Linked DNA regions of Homo sapiens: region 1 is linked to region 2. A link is an interaction called in ENCODE POLR2A ChIA-PET data of the cell type or tissue named here. Cell type or tissue: endothelial cell of umbilical vein. All regions are shown on one strand. Each heading gives the region's core, and the rest is flanking DNA. Links, peaks and the distances in the headings are about the cores only.

What was found. Peaks named below come from ENCODE experiments on the same cell type or tissue, not always from the same donor. Only the 100,000 strongest peaks of a DNase experiment are listed, where the experiment ranks them.
Region 1: POLR2A ChIA-PET joins it to region 2 with 8 read pairs; 6 of 35 experiments call an interaction of 5 or more read pairs at or near these places.

What each region holds. Positions count from the first base shown.
Region 1 is chr20:36,708,096-36,719,827 of GRCh38, reverse strand. All of the region lies in intron 2 of NDRG3 (NDRG family member 3), which reads left to right. Among named protein-coding and RNA genes, the nearest start is that of NDRG3, 32 kb to the left of the region's middle. In endothelial cell of umbilical vein, for the core only: no CTCF peak of the experiment used is centred there; no DNase peak of the experiment used is centred there.
Region 2 is chr20:36,774,307-36,784,699 of GRCh38, reverse strand. It overlaps MTCL2 (microtubule crosslinking factor 2), which reads left to right. Exons shown (of 15, transcript NM_080627.4): 15 at 1-7,253. LOC124904894 (a long non-coding RNA gene) reads right to left here and starts at 9,565. Exons shown (of 2, transcript XR_007067574.1): 1 at 9,482-9,565; 2 at 7,608-7,895. RefSeq lists enhancers at 1,973-2,474, 10,086-10,393. In endothelial cell of umbilical vein, for the core only: a CTCF peak has its summit at 10,311 (motif pointing right); a DNase peak (open chromatin) is centred at 10,359; H3K4me3 peaks cover 338 bases; H3K27ac peaks cover 173 bases.

The DNA.
Region 1 (11,732 bases), core at 2,825-7,824, 62 kb after region 2:
ATTCCTTCTTTTCCACTCTATTCTTTTGGTGTATTGTCATTGTCCCCTCTTGAAATACTCTTGTAGCTTTGTGTGAGTGAGGCCATGCCATCCTTTCCTGAGGGAGTGTTGACGGAGTGTGAGGATAAAGATGGATGGGCGGAGGGGCGGGGAGGGGGGGTGTGCGGGTGACACCAGGGGATGATCTGTTGCTTATTACTTTTTATCTGCCCAAGGCAAGGCCCTTCACCTGCAGCCTCTGGAGCTGCTGACTTATTTTGTGCTTACTAATTTGCTTTTGAATCCTGCCACCCCTATTTTCATCCCTGTGACCTCTCCATTCCCACTCCCACCCCTTCTTTTATCTTTCACCAGACTTCTCTCTCCCTTGGCAAGCTGCAGGCTTTTTTTTTTTTTTTTTTTGAAACGGAGTCTTGCTCTGTCACCAGGCTCGAGTGCAGTGGCGTGATCTTGGCTCACTGCAACCTCTGCCTCCCGGGTTCAAGCGATTCTCCTGCTTCAGCCTCCCAAGTAGCTGGGACTACAGGTGTGCAACACCATGCCCAGCTAATTTTTGTATTTTGACTAGAGATGGGGTTTCACCATGTTGGCCAGGATGGTCTCGATCTCTTGACCTCTTGATCCACCCGCCTCGGCCTCCAAAAGTGCTGGGATTACAGGCGTGAACTTCCACGCCCGGCCACTGCACGCTTTTTTAACCTCCATTTGGTTTCTCCTGCTGCATCCCCTCATATTTCCAGAAAACTCTCTCCTTTAAGTACCATTTGTGTATGTGTGTATGTGAAGGGCTGTGCCAAAAATGTTGTGCCTAGGAGAGGAGGAAGGAAATAAAATCTGAGCCAGGCACACACCTATAACCTGGCTCACACCTATAATCCAAGCACTTTGGGAGGCTGATGCTGGAGGATCACCTGAAGCCAGAAGTTCAAGACCAGCCTGGGCAACAAAGGGAGATCCTGTCTACCAAAAAATTAAAAAAATGATCCAGGTGTGGTGGCAGATGCCTGTAGTCCCAGCTACTTGGGAGGCTGAGCTGCGAGGATCACTTGAGCCTGGGAGGTTGAGGCTGCAGTGAGCTGTGATTGTGCCACTGCACTCCAGCCTGGGCAACAGAGTGAGACCCTGTCTCAGAAAATAAATAAATAGAGAAAGAGGCTCTCTTTCTCTCTCCCTTCCCCTGCCATATGGGGACACAGCAAGAAGGCAGCTGTCCACAAACCAGGAAGAGATTAATCATGAGAAACTGAACCCTTCTAGAACCTTAATCTTGAACTTTGCAGCCTTCAGAACTGTGAGAAAATAAATTTCTGTTGTTTTAAGCCATCAAGTCTATGTTATTTTGTTATGACAGCCCGAGTAGACTAAGACACAAAGCAGTGTCTCACTTCCTAACATCTATCTGCTCCTCTTTGATAGGCCTATGCTGTTCCTACCCACTTCCCACATTCCACCTTACTCCTTTCTCTCCCTGAGACGTAAGTGCTCCTGTGCCATCACTATTCATGAGAACTCTCTTGGCTCTCGCCAAGCAGGTAGATAGGCAAGAGGCCCTCTTTAGATCATGGCACCTCCAAACAAAGACTTCCACCCCGTTAGCCTCCCTCTCCCCCTCCCCAGTATGTGAATGCTTCTGTCTTTGCGCAGCAAGTGGATGGTTTTGTGTATATAGTAAAAGGTATAATGATAATAATGCCTCTCATCCATTACTTCATTTGAACCTCCCAATAGCTTGATGAGGAAGGAGCACAGATAAATGTATTCCCACATTGCCAGTGAGTAAACGAAGGCTAGGAAAGGTGAAGTAGCTTACTCCTATTGAGTATCAAAGAATGCCTGCTGTATGGCAGGATTTCTCACTGTCGATGTTTTGGGTTGGATAATTGTTTGTTGTGGAACACTGCTCTGTGCATTGTAGAATGTTTAGCAGCATCTTTGGCCTCTACCCACTAGATGCTAATAGCACTCCCCAGTGGTGACAACCAAAAATGTCTCCAGACATTGCCAGATGTCCCTGGGAGGCAAAATTTCCTTGGTTAAGAACCACTGGTATAGAGGAAAAGCCTTCAGATTTGCATAGAAGTAGATGGCTTGAGGGTTTTGTTGTTGTTGTTTTTGCCTGTCCTGCTATGATTTATTATCTCTTATGTGCCAAGTGCTTTACATACATTCTCTCTCTCAGAATATCCCTTTGAGATAGATAGTATTATTCCTACTTCACAGATTAAAAATCCGAATGAAAGGCTGGTTTGCCCAGTAAAGAAGTGGCAAAGCCAGACAGAAACCAAAGTCTTTCCTACTCTTAAAACCTGAGCTGTTTCCACTGTGTTAATCCTATAGATGTTTTGGCATCACCTTTGTGGCTTACCCTGTCTCTTTAAGGAGAAGCCTAAAAATGTGTAGTATTTCACCTTATCCTTCTGTCCATTATTCTCATAAATATACTGAAGACATTGCTGCATCCTCCAGGCTTCAGGAAGCTAAAGGAAGACTAGAACCAACCTTTTACCGTGAAATTTGTCCTGAGATGACTTGTAAGGAGGCATTCTCAATATAGCTTTGAGCAAGGCTTATGTTGTCTCTTGTCATTTGTTGGTACTTTTCCCATTTTATTTTAGTATGCCTGTAATTTTGTCTACGGCTCAGAATTGTCAAGAAGTGGATAATTTTGTCATACTTGTTTTGGCTCTAGTGATGAAAAGAAGCAACCACCAGTACTTTGTTTTGCGGGACAGAAATTGCATGGGCATATGAAATGATTTTTAAAATAGCATTTAACTATTTTCAGAGCACTTTCACCAATAATATCTTATTTTAATCTTCCAGTCTCTTGTAAATAGTTGAAGATATTTTAACTCTATTTTACAGATGACACTGAGAGGTTATCTGATTTGTTCAGAGCTAGTGTCTGTTAAGTTGGTGAAGCCAGGCTAGAACCTACATCTTTTGACTTTGACCTGGACCTGGGGGTCTAGGGTTCTTCCCACCATCTACTGCCTCTTGTACCTGGTTGTTCCAGGCTCCTCACCCAAAAGACCTTGTAATAAACAGGAGAGTAGACTGTTTTGCCTCATTTTCCCTGCCTTCCTCTACCTACTAGGTTCAGATACTACTGAACCCTGTGAAAGCCAAAGGTGAGGCTTGAGAAAACAAGTAGAAGGCCACACTTGGCTTCTGAAGAATTGAGGAAATAGCAGAAAGGGGAATAAATGTTTAGTAGAGAGAACAGAAAAAAGTTATATACTTTGTTTTGGTTGTTACAGTAGAAAGTGAGGTAAATCTTTTTTTTTTTTTTTTTGAGATGGAGTCTCGCTCTGTTGCCCAGGCTGGAGTGCAGTGGCATGATCTCGGCTCACTGCAACCTCTGCCTCCCAGGTTCAAGTGATTCTTCTGCCTCAGCCTCCCAAGTAGCTGGGATTATAGGTACCTGCCACCATGTTCAGCTAGTTTTTGTATTTTTAGTAGAGATGGGGTTTTGCCATGTTGGCCAGGCTGGTCTTGAACTCCTGACTTCAAGTGATCCGTCCGCCTCGGCCTCCCAAAGTGCTGGGATTACAGGCATGAGCCACCGCACCCACCTGAAAGTGAGGTAAATCTTACTGCAGTTTAAGTTTTCCTTTTCTACTAATCACAACATGTAAGCAGAGGAGGGAGGAGGGTGTTAGAACTAGAGGAGGGAGAACCCTGGGAACAACATTTTGTAACCTCCAGGACAACAGAGACAGCCAAAGCGTTTATGCCAAGGGCTTGCTCTGTTGCCCAGGCTGGAGTCCAGTGGCACAATCATGGCTTATTGCAGCCTCCTGGGCTCAAGTGATTCTCCTGCCTCAGCCTCCTGAGTAGCTCTTGCCACCATGCCTGGCTACGTTTTGTATTTTTTTAGAGACGGAGCTTTGCCATGTTGAAACTCTGGGGCTCAAGCCATCCACCCATCTCGGCCTCCCAAAGTGCTGGGATTACAGGCGTGAGCCACTGTGCCTGGCCCCAGGATCTTTTTTTTATTTGAGACAGGGTCTCTGTCATCCAGGTTAGAGTACAGTGGCATGGCCATGGCTTGCTGCAGTCTCTACCACCTGGGTTCAAGCAATTCCCACCTACTTGGGAGGCTACCTTAGCCTCCCAAGTAGTTGGGACCACAGGTGTGCCCACCATGCCTGGCCAATTTTTAAGTTATTTGTAGAGAAGAGGTCTCACTTTGTTGCCCACGCTGATCTCAAACTCCTGAGCTCAAGCAATCCTCCTGCCTCGGCCTCCCAAAGTGCTGGTATTATAGGCATGAGCTACCGCACCCAGCTCCAAGGTTGTTTAAAAAAAAAAAAAACCTAGGGGGAGAGAGAGAAAAGAAGAAACAGCTGTAATTAAAAATAGATTTATTGACATTTTCATCAAAGAATATTCATGAAGTGCTACATCTAGTGTGGACTAGAGTGGGTGTCCCTTAATGTACTAAGACATGATGGTTACATCTGTTGTCAGAAGTGCTCTAGACGGGACTGCAGCAAGAAATGGGTTCCGAAGCAGGTAGTGATGCCACCGTTACAGACCAGATGACCCTCAACCAGTTACAGGAGGCAAGAGATCCACATCTTAGCCACACCTTAGCAGAGTGCCCATGGGATTTTTAGAGTGGAAATTGTACTTTTTCAGCAATCTGCAGAGGATTATCTGATTGTAGATAGTTTTATCCAAGTATCCAACCTCTTTATAAATTTCTTTATGAAGTCTGTTTCTTAGTATATTTTGAAGGTAATGATTGCTATAGATACTTAAATATAATATATATATATATATATATATATATATATATATATATATATATATATACACACACACACACACACACACACAGATATAGGATTTTCATTCTTATCCCTGGATTATCAGTTTGAACAGATTTCTACTTGAAAACAATTTGCTGGGCCTGGCGCGGTGGCTCATGCCTGTAATCCCAGCACTTTGGGAAGCCAAGGCAGGCGGATCACCTGAGGTCGGGAGTTCGAGACCAGCCTTACCAACATGGAGAAACTCCGTCTCTACTAAAAATAAAAAATTAGCCGGGCGTGGTGGCACGTGCCTGTAGTCCCAGCTACTTGGGAGGCTGAGGCAGGAGAATGGCGTGAACCTGGGAGGTGGAGCTTACAATAAGCCGAGATTGCACCACTGCACTCCAGCCTGGGCGACAGAGCAAGACTCCGTCTCAAAAAAACAAACAAACAAAAAAAAACAAAATTAGCCAGGCATGATGGCACATGCCACAGCTACTCTGGAGGCTGAGGCAGGAGAATGGCTTGAACCCAGGAGGCGGAGGTTGCTCTGAGTCGAGATCGCGCTATTGCACTCCAGCCTGGGCAACAAGAGCGAAACTCTGTCTAAAAAAAAAAAAAAAAGAAGAAAATGATTTGCTGAAGATTTTTTTTTTTTTTTTTGAGTTGGAGTCTTGCTCTGTTGCCCAGGCTGGAGTGCAATGATGTGGTCTCGGCTCACTGCAACCTCTGCCTCCCCAGTTCAAGCAATTCTCCTGCCTCAGCCTCCCGAGTAGCTGGGATTATAGGTGCCCACCACCACGCCCTGCTAATTTTTGTATTTTTAGTAGAGATGGGGTTTCACCATCTTGGCCAGGCTGGTCTCTTGGCAGGCTGGTCTCGAACTCCTGATCTCATGATCCACCTGCCTCAGCCTCTCAGAGTGCTGGGATTACAGGCATGAGCCACCGCGCACGGCCCTGCTGATGATTTTAATACACCGATTTATTATACTAGTTGATTATATGAATCTTTATTATTAAAGAAAAACTGAGTATTTTCTGAGCATATGTAACTCTTCTTGCTTGTACAATCCCCCATCTTTGTTTCCACTTTTTGTAGGGAAGGATTATCTTTTTTGTGTATGGCTTTTTAATACAAAGTCATATTTTATTCTCTTTAACAGTTTTTTATCAGCTTATTTCTAAAAGCTTTTACTATTGCACCAACTCATTTTCTCCACTTTAGTCCCTAGCATGTCAATTACGTGTAACCTTTCCTCTTTGGTATTCGTTTCTTCCTCAAATCAAGTATCTCTATTTTGAGAGGTTCATAACCTCTACAAAATGATGTTTATTGCACTCATTAAGTGTCAGGACCAGGAATAGAATGGTGAATCAGAAATGGACCTTTCCTTTAAATTCACAGAACAGGTAAATTCACCCAAAATCTCTTTCTATTGATAGTTGGTCTAAGGTCTTATCTATCTCATCTTTCAACTATCTCATCTTTCTTTACATTATGTCTGTTGCTTCTGTCTTTTGAAACTATTGATGCCTTTTGACCAGATCTCATGTTAGGAAACTACATCTCTCTTCTCCCTAGCAATGACTTGTTTTTGAAACATTTCTGCTTTTCACACCCCCCTTTTTTTTCATAATTCACTTTAATCATTGACCCGTTCCTAGTTTCTTTTTGCTTATTCTCTAAGCTTGTAACTGTGAGGCTTGCTTGCTTTAATTTACCTTCTTGGGTTGCTTTATTTACCTTTTACATATGGCCACTAAGCTCCATCAGAAAACATTCCTCTTAGCTGGCTTCTACTTTGACTGCAACTTTCAGTAATAATTAATGGCTTTCCTTGATTTTTTTCCTCTTCAAATTATTCTGTTGTTTTAATTTTTTCCTTGAATCCCTTTCTGCTGCTTAAGTCTGCTTAGTGTAAGAATTTCTCTGAATATGGAATTAATGGCATCTTCAAAATGGACAGAAAAAAAGAAAGCACCCATAGCCTGAAATTTCTAGAAGTTTTGTTAGAGTGGAACCATATACTGTGAACATCAGAGACAAACAAACTGAGGCAGGAGGATTGCTTGAGCCCAGAGGTCAAGGCTGCACTGAGCTATGATCATGCCACTGCAACTCCAGCCTGGGTGACAAAGCAAGACTCTGTCTCAGAAGGAAAAAGAAACAGGGCAGGTGCAGTGGCTCACGCCTGTAATCTCAACACTTTGGGAGGCCAAGGTGGGCAGATTGCTTGAGCCCAGAAGTTGGAGACCACCCTGGGCAACATGGTGAAACCCTGTCCCTATTAAAACTACAAAAATGAGCCAGTTATGGTGGCGTGTGCCTGTAATCCCAGCTACTCTGGAGGCTGTGGCAGGAGAATCGATGGAACTTGGCAGGCGGAGGTTGCAGTGAATGGAGATTATGCCGCTGCACTCCAGCCTGGGCAGCAGATCAAGACTCCGTCTCAAAAAAAAAAAAAAAAAAAAAAAAAATATATATATATATATATATATATATATAGCCGGGCATGGTGGCACATGCCAGTAGTCCCAGCTACTCAAGTGGCTGAAGCAGGAGGATCGTTTGAGCCTGGGAGGTCAATGCTGCAGTGAGTTGTGATCATGCGACTGCATTCCAGGCTGGCTGACAGAGCGAGACCCTATCTCAGGAAAAAAAAAAAAAAAAAGAAAAAGAAAAAGAAACAAGTCTCTAGGGAAGGGCCCCAGAAGGTACTCAGCCTTTTAGAATGCCCCCAATGAGCAGTACTGAACTTTTAATGAGTACAGAGAATAAATAATATGGCCTCAGTTAATCACAGTTGAGTGAAGGACCAGCTAATGATCCCCATTCAGAAACTCTGGAGCCAGTTACTGTCAAATAGACCCAGTCATTCCCATTTTCCAGGGTGATTACTCATGAAGCTAGAAGCCATTCTTCAAGAGGGTCTGGGATCGCTCTCAAAAAAAAACAACAACAAAAAAAACAAAAAAACAACCAGGTGCGGTGGCTCACACCTGTAATCCCCTGTAATCCCAGCACTTTGGAGACCGAGGTGGGCAGATCACGAGGTCAGGAGATCGAGACCATCCTGGCTAACATGGTGAAACCCCGTCTCTACTAAAAATACAAAAAATTAGCCGGGCGCAGTGGCGGGTGCCTATAGTCCCAGCTGCTTGGGAGGCTGAGGCAGGAGAATGGCGTGAACCCAGGAGGCGGAGCTTGCAGTGAGCCAAGATCGTGCCACTGCAACTGCAGCCTGGGCGACAAAGCGAGACTCCGTCTCAAAAAAACAGCCAGGAAAACAAGTGCTAAATAGTCTTCACTCAGTTATTGGTACCTTTTATCTGGGAGTATAGCTAGGAACATGGGATTGAGAACACAGAGTTGTTTTTTGCTCGGTACTCAACAAATAAGACATAGCTTGAGGTTCTTGAGGGCATTGGCTTTCTGCTTTTGGCATGCCCCTTTGTGCTCATGTCAGGGACCGAGGGCTTTACAGAATGCCTCATGGTCATGGTCACATCATTGTAAGAAGGGAGAATTCATGGATACAATGACAGCTGCTTCCCAAAGAGCTCGTCAGAATTTGTGGCTCTATATTCTATGAGATTTTAATTCAATCTAGAGTGATTTTTTCTAATCTTAAAATAATCCCTAAAGGAACCTTTGGGAATTCTGTTAGATTGAAGCCCTAATATGGTCTGTTTAGGCATCATTATAAATCATTCCTTAAAAGGTTAGGTCAATCTTTACATTTTTGTATTTATTTATTTATTTATTTATTATTATTATTTTTTTTTTGAGACGGAGTCTCGCACTGTCGCCCAGGCTGGAGTGCAGTGGCGTGATCTCTGCTCACTGCAAGCTCCGCCTCCCGGGTTCACACCATTCTGCCTCAGCCTCGTGAGTAGCTGGGACTACAGGCGCCTGCCACCACGCCCGGCTATTTTTTTTTTTTTTTTTAGTAGAGATGGGGTTTCACCGTGTTACACAGGATGGTCTTGATCTCTTGACCTCGTGATCCACCCGCCCCGGACTCCCAAAGTGCTGGGATTATACGGGTGAGCCACCACGCCTGGCCCTTATTTATTTATTTTTTTGAGATGGAGTCTTGCTCTGTTGCCCAGGCTGGAGTGCAGTGGCGCCGTCTCAGCCCACTGCAACCTCTACCTCCCAGGTTCAAGTGATTCTCCTGCCTGAGCCTCCCAAGTAGATGGGACTACAGGCACGCTCCACCATGCCTGACTGACTTTTTTTTTTTTTTTTTGAGACGGAGTCTCACTCTGTAGCCCAGGCTGGAGTGCAGTGGCACGATCTCAGCTCACTGCAACCTCCGCCACCCGGGTCCCGGTTCAAGCAGTTCTCCTGCCTCAGCCTCCCGAGTAGCTGGGATTACAGGCACGTGCCACCATGCCCAGCTAATTTTTGTATTTTTAGTAGAGACAGTGTTTCACCATATTGGCCAATCCTATCTTGAACTCCTGACCTCATGATCTATCCGCCTCGGCTTCCCAAAGTGCTGGGATTACAGGCATGAGCCAACGCACCTGGCCCTTTAAATCTTATATTACAAAATACTAAATTGGGTATTTTTTTAGGGTTTTCTAGACCCTTTTTTTCTAGTTTTCTAATTTCAGAAAGGGAAATACATGCTCATTGTACATAATATGAAGAAAATTATAATCACCCATAACCTCTCTCTGCAGAAGCAGCTGCTATTGTTAATGTTTTTGTCTTTTATTTGTTTATTTATTTATGAGACAGGATCTCACTTTGCACCCAGGCTGGAGTGCAGTGGTGCGATCTCGGCTCACTGCAGCCTTGACCTCCTGGGCTCAAGTGATCCTCCCACCTCAGCCCCTCAAGTAGCTGGGACTATAAGCATGCACTACCACGCTCAGCTAATTTTTTTTTGCATTTTTTATAGAGATGGGATTTCGCCATGTTGCCTAGGCTGGTCTTGAACTCCTGAGCTCAAGTGATCTGCCTGCCTCAGCCTCCCAAAGTGATAGGATTATAGGCATGAGCCACTGTGCCCGGCCTTTTAGTCTTTTTTAATGCATATTTTAATGTAGCCAAGGTCAAACTGTAAAGACTATTTTGTATCCTACTTTCTTTTCCCTCTTACTAACCATACATATCTTAAGCTGGAATGCAGTAGAAGTTTTTTTTTTTAACCCAAAATTTTAACAGAATTTCCTCAACATTTAATTTTTTTATATTGGCTTATTTGTTTTATAAATCTGTATCAAGCACCTGATTTACACCAGGCCCTGTGCTATATTTGGAGGAAGGTACAAGTTGAATCAGGAACCAGAAACTCACTGGCTGGCCATTTATATCCTACAAAAACCATCTATCCTAATCCATGAGAGGACCCTTTCTTTTGCTTCTCATAGTCTATCTGTAAATTAAACACAATGATTTCTCTGAAGAAGTCCTCAGACATTTCTTAGGGCTAGTAGGAGCCATGGAACATTATGCTCCTTTTAATCAATAGCAACATTCCTTGGAAATGTGCTGCCCAGTCCCATCTGCACAGTATCTTAGTTGTCTTTCCATACTGTGACTGTATCAGACTTTTTGTGAATTCGGTTTCGTGTTAGGAATAATATTTTACTGTCTCTACCATTCTCTTGCCCATTCTCAGTGGCATCTGCAGTCTCTCTATGATTGGTAATCTGTTGTGACTTTACTGCCACCTTTAGAAAGTCAGGGGCTGCTCTTTCATAACGTTATTCCTTCAGAAGCTTTTGGCTTCCAGATCAGTGCTGTCCAGTAGAACTTGCTGCAGTCATGGAAATGTTCTGTGTCTGTACTGCCCAAGAGTATGAGCACTTGAGATATGGCTAATGTAACTGAGAAACTGAGATTTTATTTTATTGAATTTAAACTTAAATTGTACATATGGCTAACGGCTACCGTACTGGATAGTGCAGCTCTAGATAGTCCCTCTTATGGAGTGGATAGTTTGTTTCTTTGGGTGTTTATACCACACTGGGCTGTGATTTATTTAGTTATTTACTTATTTTTTAATTTTTTTGAGACAGTTTCACTCTTGTTGCCCAGGCTGGAGTGCAATGGCATGATCTCAGCTCACTGCAACCTCCGCCTCCCTGGTTCAAGCAATTCTCCTGCCTCAGCCTCCCAAGTAGCTGGGATTACAGGCATGCACCACCACACCTGGCTAATTTTGTATTTTTAATAGAGATGGGGTTTCTCCATGTTGGTCAGGCTGGTCTCATACTCCCAACCTCAGGTGATCCGCCCGCCTTGGCCTCCCAAAGTGCCGTGCTGGGATTACAGGCGTGAGCCACCGCGCCCGGCTTGGGCTGTGCTTTTTAACCTCTCTTTTGTCCAGCCAGCAGTGTAGTTGGTGGGATCCCAAAGAACTATTTCTTTTTTTCTTTTTCTTTTTTTTTTTTTTTTTTTGAGACGGAGTCTCGCTCTGACACCCAGGCTGACACGCAATGGCTCAATATCGGCTCACCGCAACCTCTGCCTCCTGGGTTCAAGTGATTCTCTTGCCTCAGCCTCTCAAGTAGCTGGGATTACAGGCGCCTCCATGCCCGGCTAATTTTTGTAGTTTTTTAGTAGAGATGAGGTTTCACCATGTTGGCCAGGCTGGTCTCAAACTCCTGACCTTGGGTGATCCACTTCCCTCAGCCTCCCAAAGTGCTAGGATTACAGGCATAAGTCACCGTGCCCGGCCCTGAAGAACTATTTCTAGGAGGATCATCTTGAAGGGAGATGGGACTACTCAGTATTTTTTGGGGATCAGATATCTGGAGTATCTCTGGAGGGGCAGCTTTTGGGAAGCTGTTAGGAACCTTCTAGAAGTCATTGTAGAGACAGAATAAATAGTTGTGATAAATCAGTTTCTACATAATGGGAGACTTTTTTCAGGAAGGGGGTTACACTTTGTGAAAAATCAAGTAGAAGTTTTCTTTTATTCCCAAATACATCACTTGTTACCTTTTTTTT
Region 2 (10,393 bases), core at 5,394-10,393:
TGGATTTCGATGTGGCTCATTGCAGCATGTGGGGCAGCGCCTCCCATGGCCTCGCCTTGGTGCCGGTGAACCCCTTTTGGTTGCACACATGCTCCCCACACACACATAGACATCAGCCTTCCTGTAACTGACTGGGGACCCAGAGTGGAAACACCAGGATGGATCAGCTTGTCTGCAGAATTGCCCATCAGGAAGACCAAAAGCCAGTAGCTTTGCTGATCTGCCCCCAGGACTCTGGAGGCGCCCCTGCACTCCCACCTCCCACCTGCCAGTTCCCAGACCCACCCATTCGGGATCACCTGGACCAGTTACCCCAAGTCCTGCATCTCCCTTCCCTGCAGGCTGAACACCAGGGTCATGCCAGTCCCGCCAGCCGCCTCCTCCATGCCCCAGTGACTGGTGTGGGCAGAGCAGGCAGCCAGTGGAGCTGTGGGCCAGTTCCGCTCTTGGATGCTGCTGCTCTCACCCATGAGGTCAGGGGGGCCCTCCAAGGTTATCTCCAGGTGAGGGGATTCACATCAGGCCACAAGCCACCAGAGGCCTTCTGCCACCTCCCAGAGCGACAGCCAGGGAGGCTGCGTACTCAGCCTCGGGGAGAAATCCCCGTGGGACCTGAGCCCCAAGACCTACGGACCACTCAGCCTTACCATCGTACCGTCCAGGATTGTCCTTGCCATCTTTGTTGTCTCAGCCAGACCTTGGTTTTCAGTAAAGCCCCAGTTTCTACTTCCTGCATGCCACTGTGCAAGGCCACTCATCACTGTTCCTGCAGAAGCCTCTGGACGTGGGGCTGGATGGGGTTGAAAATGTTACATGTAAATATTGGTTTGGTTCGGTTTTTAGCATTTTACTTGGTAACTGGTTGTTTTCTTTTTTGGGGTGGGGGGATTGGTTTGTAAAAATTCTCTACTCTTTTGGAATGTGATTTCTAAGTTTGTTGGTTTCTTCAAATGCCTTTTAAGTCTTGGTAACATTCCCAAAGCAGAAAACTGCCTGACCCACAGTGGGGATTCCCTGGAGAATTGGGGTCCCAAGAAGGAATGCTGCCCTTCTCGAACCCGTTCTCCCCCTTCCTCCTGCCTCTCTGCCTTTTACTGCTATTCCCTTCTTCTCCTCCTTTATCCTTCTTTCTGTTTTCCCCATCTCCACTCTCTCTTCAACCAAAGTCCCAAGGAACCCTCGGGGCTCAATCCCCCATAGACCACTTGGCTTGGGTCCATGGGGTTGGCATCAGTTGGTTGGCGGAAATGGGGGACCAGTTGGCATGATGGCCCTAAACTGGGAAACCTCATGTTTCTTATGTCTCACCTCTTTCCAGAGCCAAATCAGCCCCTTTTGGAATGATGACTTCATTGGAATGCAAATCAAGTCATTTTGGTGCATCAGTGGCTCTTAGGCCTGCACACACGAGACATCAGAATCCAATCCTCTGACCCTGTGCCAGCCCTTTCCCCCAGTTTATTTCCCACCAAAGGCTGACCTCTAAGAGGTCTTGCTTTCTATGAACTCAAGATGGGTCCCACCTCTAGGTGTCCCCAGGTGCACTCTTCTACCGGTTGGCTTCCGATGTGACAAGGCCAAGGGCCCAAAGACTTGACCCTCTTACACCCTTGCTGACATGGTTCCATCATGTCCACCCGCATGCACTTTTATGGTTTCATCACCCAGCCTCTTCTCCTCTGGCCCACCCAGCGTCCAGGCTCTTTCTCCCTCTCCCCTCCTATCTAGAATGTCCCCTGCTTCTAGCCTCACCAGACCCCCCAAGCTCCCACTACTTCTTCCATAATAATAGTAATAACAATGGTTATCATCATCCCCTGCACATCCCGCCTAAAGCACTTTACTATATAGAAAACGTTTCCCCTGGCCGGGCATGGTGGCTCACGCCTGAAATCCCAGCTCTTTGGGAGGCTGAGGCGAGCGGATCAGTTGAGGTCAGGAGTTCAACGCCAGCCTGGCCAACGTGGTGAATCCCTGTCTGTACTAAAAGTACAAAAAATTAGCTGAGCATGGTGGTGCGTGCCTGTAATCCCAGCTACTCGGGAGGCTGAGGTGGGAGAATCGCTTGAGCCCAGGAGGCGGAGGTTGCAGGAGCAGAGATTGCGCCACTGCACTCCAGCCTGGATGACAGAGTGAGACCCAATCTCAAAAAAGAAATCGTTTCCCACCCCACATCTCCTTCAGACCTCTCAGGGACAACTCTGGGAGGCAGCCTTGGCAGGACATGGGTTAGTGCGCCCATTTTGCTGTGAGGAAACTGAGGTACAGGTCTCATCCCAGAGCATGAGAAGTCACTGAGTTTAGATGAGAACTTGGGTCCAACTCTGTCCTGTTTGCTGTGCAAATCCGCTGCCCTGCTGGGGGCTTTTGGTGGGTCCAGAATACCCAGAATATGCTGCTGGCCAACCCAGGCATAAAACAAGTCCATTCTAGATCACTGAGCCTTGTGTATTCCAGAGGGTGATCTGAGGTCCCCATTCAGCAGAATTCTCTGAGGGCATGTTCAGAATGTAGATTCCTGGGCCCCACCTTGAATTTGCATGTTTAACAAACTCTCCTGGGGTTGAGGGGTGGGTGCAGTGGTCACACCTGTAATCCCAGCACTTTGGGAGGCTGAGGCGGGTGGATCACTTGAGCTCAGGAGTTCGAGCCTGGCCAATATGGTGAAACCCTGTCTCTACTAAAAATGCAAAAATTAGCCAGGTGTGGTGGCACATGCCTGTAATCCCAGCTACTTGGGAGGCTGAGGCAGGAGAATCACTTGAACCTGGTGGGGAGCAGCGGTTGCAGTGAGCCGAGATTGTGCCATTGCGCTCTAGCCTGGGCAACGGAATGAGACTTGTCTCAAAAAAAATAAAAAATAAAACCAGCCCTCCCCGGGGGATCTTAGGCACTATTGGCCACACCATTGGTGTTCGTGGCCCTGATTATTAGGCTATCTTTCTTTTTTTAAGTTTTTTTAGATTTATTTTTTATTTTATTTATTTATTTATTTATTATTTATTATTATTATTTTTAGAGACAGGGGGTCTCCCTATGTTGCCCAGGCTGGTTTCAAACTCCTGGGCTCAAGTGATCTGCCCTCCTCAGCCTCCCAAAGTGCTGGGGTTACAGGCAGGCATCAGCCACCGTGCCAGGTCATCTTCCTTTTTCTTTTTTTTTTGGAGACAGAGTCTTGCTCTGTCATTCAGGCTGGAGTACAGTGGCGCCATTTCAGCTCACCGCAGCCTCCACCTCCCAGGTTCAAGCAGTTCTCCTGCCTCAACCTCCCGAGTAACTGGGATTACAGGTGTGTGCCACCACACCCGACTAATTTTTTTATTTTTAGTAGAGACGGGGTTTCACCATGTTGGCCAGGCTGGTCTTGAACTCCTGACCTCAGGTGATCCACCCACCTCGGCCTCCCAAAGTACTGGGATTATAGGCGTGAGCCACGGCATCCAGCCTCATCTTTCTTTTAACCAATAAACATGATGCTGTATCTTAAAAAGAGCACTGAGCAGGGACTTAAGGGATCGAGTCCTCAACCAAACTGATTTAATTACTCAGGATTTTCAAAAAGCATCAGAGGCTATTTACAATCTTAATCATAGGGGTTCAGTAAAATAAAAATAAGAAGTAAAAAAGCAAGAGAAATTATTCTGTAAATCTAACTGGTGTAATTCCCATAATCATGCAATTAAGTTTTACTCTTGAGTTTCCTGACAGCCATTGGTAAAAAGAGAAACACATCAGGATTTATAATTTTTATCATCCAATTATGGGAAGCAAGCATGTTGGCCCCAGGAGACGAACTCTTCTACTAATTTATAGCATGTATCCTTTCATCAAGGGCCACTGAGCCAGTTGGTGAGTCAACGGGTGAACCTAAGATGCAAGGATGTTTTCCAGGTGACTATTTAAAAAAATAAATAATCCACCAACGTGATTGACCTTGGCGAGATCATGTTTCTAGTCTATACCTCAGTTTCCCCATCTGTAAAGTGAGGATAATGTCCCACCCCATGTAACTGTGGTGAGGACCAACTGCAACACTGTGCCTGCGAGTCTCCTTGGAAAAGTGTAAGGTTCTACACAAATGGAAAGTGATCTGATCACACTCAGTGTCCCCAGCCCAGCCTTTCAGTGCCCTGGCCCTGGGGTGGGGGACAATACTCTCCTCACCCCCTTCACTAGTCTTCATGAATAGCAAGGAGGCCATAACATAATTTGGTCTAAACCCCTTCCTTTTTAAAAGAATGATGGCAAAATGTGCATAACATTAAATTTACCATTTTAAAGATTTCTAAGTGTCTCGAAGTACATTTGCAATGTGTAACTGCCACCTCCAGAACTTTTTCATCATCCTAAACTGAAACTCTGTACCCACTAAACAGTAACTCCCCACTCCCCCTGTCCCCAGTCCCTGGTAACCTCTATTCTACTTTTTTTTTTTCTCTGTGGATTGGCCTATTCTAGGTATCTCTTTTAAGTAGAATCATATAGTATTTGTCCTTTTGTGTCCAGCCCCCTCATTTTTTGAGATGAGGAATCAGGCCCAGAGAAGGCAGTGGCTCACCCAAGGTCACATCGCAAACCAGAGGCAGAGCCAAGACCAGAACCCAGGTTTCCTGACTCCTAACAGGTCTTGCATCCCCAGTAGTGAATGAGACACTGCTTTGACTTTCTGTAATCTTGGTTTAGCCCCTTCCTTTCTCTGGGCTCAGTCTGCTTCCCACCACTCACCCATTCTTTCTTTATCATCTCCCTCCAAAGCCTCTTGTCCTCCTGCCTCCTCTTCTCCTTGGCTGGTTCCTGCCAGCAAATGGAGTGGCCCTGGTCCATGCCAGGTTTTCCTCTTCTGGGTCCGGAGCTCACTATAGTATTCAGCCCTCAGTCCTCCCAGGATGTTCTTCCCAGCACTGCTGCCTCGTGCGGATTTTCCCGTAACCTCAGTAACTGGCTTCTTGTCCCCCTGCTTCCTACCAGGGAAGCCTTCCTGTCCGCGTCTGTGGTTTCCCAACTCTGATATTTGCTCTCAAATGTGGTGGTGTCCTGGTTCTGTGTTTATTTATTTTGTGTTTTCTCACACACACAAAAAAAAGCCTCTTCCTCCAATGCATCAGGAGGCACCAGCCCTGCCAGCCCTTCTCACTGGGCTCACCCTGCCCCAGCAACCCCCCGGTGCCACCCTTAAGCCACACTGTCTTCTCTGTAAGCAGCCTGCCAGCAGCAGCCCCAGCACTTTGCAATGGGCGTGTGTGTGGTGGTGGGTGGGGGGGGCTTGGATCCCTCCTTTTTCCTCCCCTGCCCTGCCCAGGCCCAGATGGCCTTGACTGTAAAGCAGGTGCTGCCTGACAGGTTCTTCTCTCCCTGTCTCTGGTCATTGATCCATCTCTTTGTCCATTCAGTATCCAACCATCCTCTCCATTCTCCTCTGGACCTCACCACTCTCAGAGCTGCTTGTCCTGGCAGAATCTACAGTTCACCCCAACTCTATGCCTTACCCCTCCCAACCCAACAGCATTTGCAGTTTGCAAAATATACAGACCCAAGTCCTGAGGGGACTGAGGACATGATGCTGGGCCCAAGTCTCCTGCTCAGGGCTTCTCTCCAATGCCAGCCCTGCCACTCCTTCCTCACCCTCCTTGGAGCCTCCTCTGCTGCTTGTCTATCCCAACGGCCCTGCTCCCCTCCCTTCCTGCCCTTCACCAGCTTTCTGGACACCATGCCCTGAGGAAGGGACCTTTGGTTTTCTCTAAACATCTTTGAAGGGCTGAGGCAGTCAGGGCTGGCTGCCTTGTCACTCTTTATTTGGAAGCCACTCAAACCATTCCCAAGAAGAGGGACCTCAGCTGGCAATCTGGAAACCTGGCCCAGGTCTGGGCAGATGTCTTCACTTCTCCTACCTTCCCAGTCTTGTGATCCTGTGATGAGCACCAGGATGGCCCTGTGGTCCCTAGAGCACCCCTCATGCTGTAGGGTCCTGCAGCCCCATCCTTTCTCTACTGGGCCCTGGTATCCTGGCTCCTCTCTCAGCTCTGCCACTGATCTCTGTGCCTTAGTTTACTTCTCTGCACGGGGGACTCACCCCAAGACCATTTCCAGCAGCTTCCCAGGTGATGTGGTGCCCCAAGGCTGGGCTTTGCCAGCTGTGGCCCAGCTCCTTAGTGCTGCCCAGGAGACACCAGGCTGCTCAGAATGAGGTGACTGCGGGCACCATTCTCAGCCAGTGGTTCTTGTATTGCATTCCAGCAGCAGGAATATCACCTGGGAACTTGATAGAAGTGCAGATTAGCAGCCCCACCCAAGACCCACTGAATTAGAGCTTGTGGAGTGGGGCCCTACAAGCTGGGGTTTTAAGGAGCCCTCCAAATGATTCTGACGCATAAGAATATGCCAACTGCTGATCTGGGCTAGCCATTAGTAGAGCCTGGGGAGGGACTGGGACTGGCTAGGCCAAGAACAGGTGGAAAACACCAGCCTTATCTGGACTCCTGAGATTGGGAACCACCACCAACAAAAACCAACCCTATAGTCGCTCCTCTTGGAAGAGGAAGAGAAGTTGAAGGGCCTGGAGAAAGCACACATTGTTTGTTTCCCTGCTCCTGCTCACCTCTCTCACTTGTCTTGGTTTTACAAAAGGCTGTGTGGATGGTGCCAGCCAGGGAGGGGGTGGGAGTCCTGGGGAGGCAGGAGGCAGAAGACCCTGACTGTTTCTCCCTTGGGAACCTCACCATAGGCCAGATAGCGCCTCTTCAAACTGAAAGAAATCTTAACTCCACAAAGAAAGCATCCTAAATCCCCAGTTCCTCCTCCTCCCAACCCCAGGGATACCTTGTAGACAGTGCCAAAAAACAGCTCCAACCCCCAGCAGCTGGGAAGAGAGCCAGAAGCTGCCCTTCCTCCTCATCCTGGCCCCTCCCCAGCCCCCGCCAATACTGTGAACCCCCTTCCCACTCAGCCTGGTTTCCTGGTGAGGGTCCTGCAGTCATGGGCCCTGGGGGACCCCCAGGGCAAGGCCCATGGGAGGGAAGGGACCAAGGGCATCCTTGGGCCAACTGTCCACCTCTCTTGTCCACTATTCTCTCCTTTCCACTTCTGTCTTCAAAAGGCTCCTTCCTAGGATGGATCGGGTGCTAGGACAACTGCAGTCCAATCCACCAGCTCTCCCTGCCCCTGTGTCTTATTTCAGACATGAGAATAACTGTACAGTGTAAACTTATAAAGCGTTTTTAATGGTTGTAGATTGGAAATAAAGTATGTCATATGAACAGCTGCTGTGGACTTGGCCTCCTCTCTGATTTTTCTAATGAGGTGGGTGGGGGCCCCAGCGGATCTGAAACCTAACTTTTCCCCACTCCCAGCTGCCTGGGAAGTGGGGAGCCCAGGGAGGCCACAGCCAGCTGGCTGGTTTGGAGTCACTTGGGAGGGGCCACCAGGTGTTCTGGCTGCTGCCTGCTGATACTTCAGCGTCTCCCACACAGTGTGATATGACCACTGAGAAACAAATGCAGTCTTCAAAAAGAAGAAAAATAGAATTGAACTTTTCTACAAAAGACTTTAACAATTTTATGAAAAAAAAAAAGACACTTTTAGGTGTGTGTCAATTGTCTATTGAAGCGTAATTAATTATTCCGAAACATTTATTATACCCCACAGATGCTATGGGTCAGGAATTTGGGAGCTGGGCAGTTCTGATTCAAGGTCTCAGGAGGTTGCAGTCAGTTGTCAGTCAGGCTACAGTCATTTGAATGCCTGATGAGCTGGAAGACCCATTTGCAAAGTAGCTACTTATGCCTGGCAAGTCATTGCTAGCTGTTTGCAGGAGGCCTCAGTTCCTCACCATGTGGACCTCTGTAGGCTGTTTGCGTGCCTTCACAACATGGCGTCTGGCTTCCTCCACAGCATGTGATCTATGAGAGAGCAGGGAGGAAGTCACAATGTCTTTTATAGCTAAGCCTTGAAACTCACAGACTAGGCCAGGCGCGGTGGCTCATGCCTGTAATCCCAGCACTTTGGGAGGCCGAGGCGGGCAGATCACCTGAGGTCGGGAGTTGGAGATCAGCCTGACCAACATAGAGAAACCCCATCTCTACTAAAAATACACAGTTAGCTGGGTGTGGTGGTGCATGCATGTAATCCCAGCTACTCGGGAGGCTGAGGCAGGAGAATCGCTTGAACTCAGGAGGCAGAGGTTGCTGTGAACCAAGATCGCGCCATTGCACTCCAGCCTGGGCAACAAGAGCAAAACTCCGTCTCAAAAAAAAAAAAAAAAGCCACAGACTATAATGTCTATAATGTCTGCAATATCTAATTGGTTATATAGACTAGCATTCTTCAGCATGGGAGGGGACAACACGAGGGCATGAACACCAGGAACCAGGGGTCATTGGGGGCCATCTTAGAAGCTGGCTACATGATACTTCATAGATCTCTTCTATGAGGGGCTAATAACAGCCAGGCATGTGCTAGGTATTGAGGATACAATGGATGGGCCTGGAAGATATGAAATCAAATGTTAATGGCAGGGGGAGCCCAGGGTGCTCAGCCAGCCCAGAGGAAACAAGAAAGGCTTCACAGAGGAAAGGACATCTGAATGACACCTAAGATTGAGATGTTGACCAGATGAAGGCCATGGTGGTGTGTTGTAGGCACGGGACTGAGGGGAAGTGGTTCCAGGGAGAGGGAATACCATGTGTGAAAGCCTCGTAGAAAGAGAGCAGAGCAGAACTGGGGAACTGAAAGAAGAGGCTGGGTCAGATCACACAGTGCCTTTTTTCTTTTTCCTTTTCTTTTCTTTTTTCTTTTTTTTTTTTTTTTTTGAGATGAAATCTTGCTCTGTTGCCCAGACTGGAGTACAGTGGCATGTTCTTAGCTCACCGCAGCCCTGGCCTCCCAGGTTCAAGTGATTCTCCTGGCCTCCCAGGTTCAAGTGATTCTCCTGCTTCAGCCTCTCAAGTAACAGGGATTATAGGTGCATACCACCACACCTGGCTAATTTTTGTATTTTTAGTAGAGACAGGGTTTTGCTATGTTGGCCAGGCTGGTCTCAAACTCCTGACCTCAACTGATCCGCAGGCCTCAGCCTCCCAAACTGCTGGGATTAGAGGCGTGAGCCACCACACCCAGCCTAATGACACAGTGCCTTATAGGGGAAAAAAATGTGTGCCTCCTGTGGACAGGAGGGAGCCATGCAACAATTCAAAGCAGGGAAACGATGTAGAAGATGTATTGGGTCTGTATTCCATGAAATCATTTTCTCATTGTGCCCCAGGATGGCCAGCCCTAGCTGGGAAGGAACACTGAGTTCTCTTCCTGGCACGTTGACAGAGAGGAGTTTAAGAGGCAGGCAAGCATAAAAGGAACTGGGTACCTCTCAACCCCAGAAAGTGATATTCAGGGAGCCAAGGGCAAATCTCTGCTTTCAGAATGGCTGCTGCAGCCAGCAGGCTGGAACCACAGGGTGGAAATTTCAGGAAGGCAGATTTTTGTCTCCCACCAGAAAACTTTTCCAAGGACCACAACTGCTATGGAAGGATGACCACGGTCAGCTCCAGCTGCCTCTCTCCAACCCCTCTTTTGGACTGTGGGCTGCTTATAATTCAATATTTGGAAGTTTTTCTGTGAAAGAAAGGACTGTGCACATCCAAGGGGACATTTTGGTGGCGTCGTGCTGGGTGCTGAGGAAGCAGCCCGCTCTCTGGAGCCTCCTAGACCAGCATGGGATAGTGGAGCAGGAACAGATTGGGCTCCTGGGAGCACAGAAAGGACAGTTGGTTTTCAGCCTAAGGCCAGAGAGAATGCTTGGAGAGAAATCAATCATTCCTTAGCTGAGGCTTAAAATTCGAGGATGTGGCCGGGCGCAGTGGCTCATGCCTGTAATCCCAGCTCTTTGGGAGGCCGAAGTGGGTGGATCACTTGAGGTCAGGAGTTCGCGACCAGCCTGGCCAACATTTTTAGTGGCCGTCTCTACTAAAAATACAAAAATTAGCCAGGCGTGGTGGTGGGCGCCTGTAATCCCAGCTACTCGGGAGGCTGAGGCAGGAGAATCGCTTGAACCCGAACCCGGGAGGCGGAGGTTGCCGGGAGCCGAGATCGCGCCACTGCACTCTAGCCTGGGCGACAGAGCGAGACTCCGTCTCAAAATACAAAAAAATTGGAGGATGTAGCTAGGAAAAGCAGGGAAAGCCTTCCCAGGCAGAGGGAACAGCGCCTGGGAATATAGCGCCTCAAAGGGCATCTGATGCCCTGTCCCCGTCCTACCCCTAAGGACCAGCCCGACCTGCCGCACCCCCCGACCCCGACTAAGGACACTGCGACCACTTGGGGGCGCTGCGACCTCCTCCCGGGTGAAATGAAACCCGAGGGCAGGCCCCCACCCACCAAGCAAGTAAAGCAAGCCGTTTGAGGG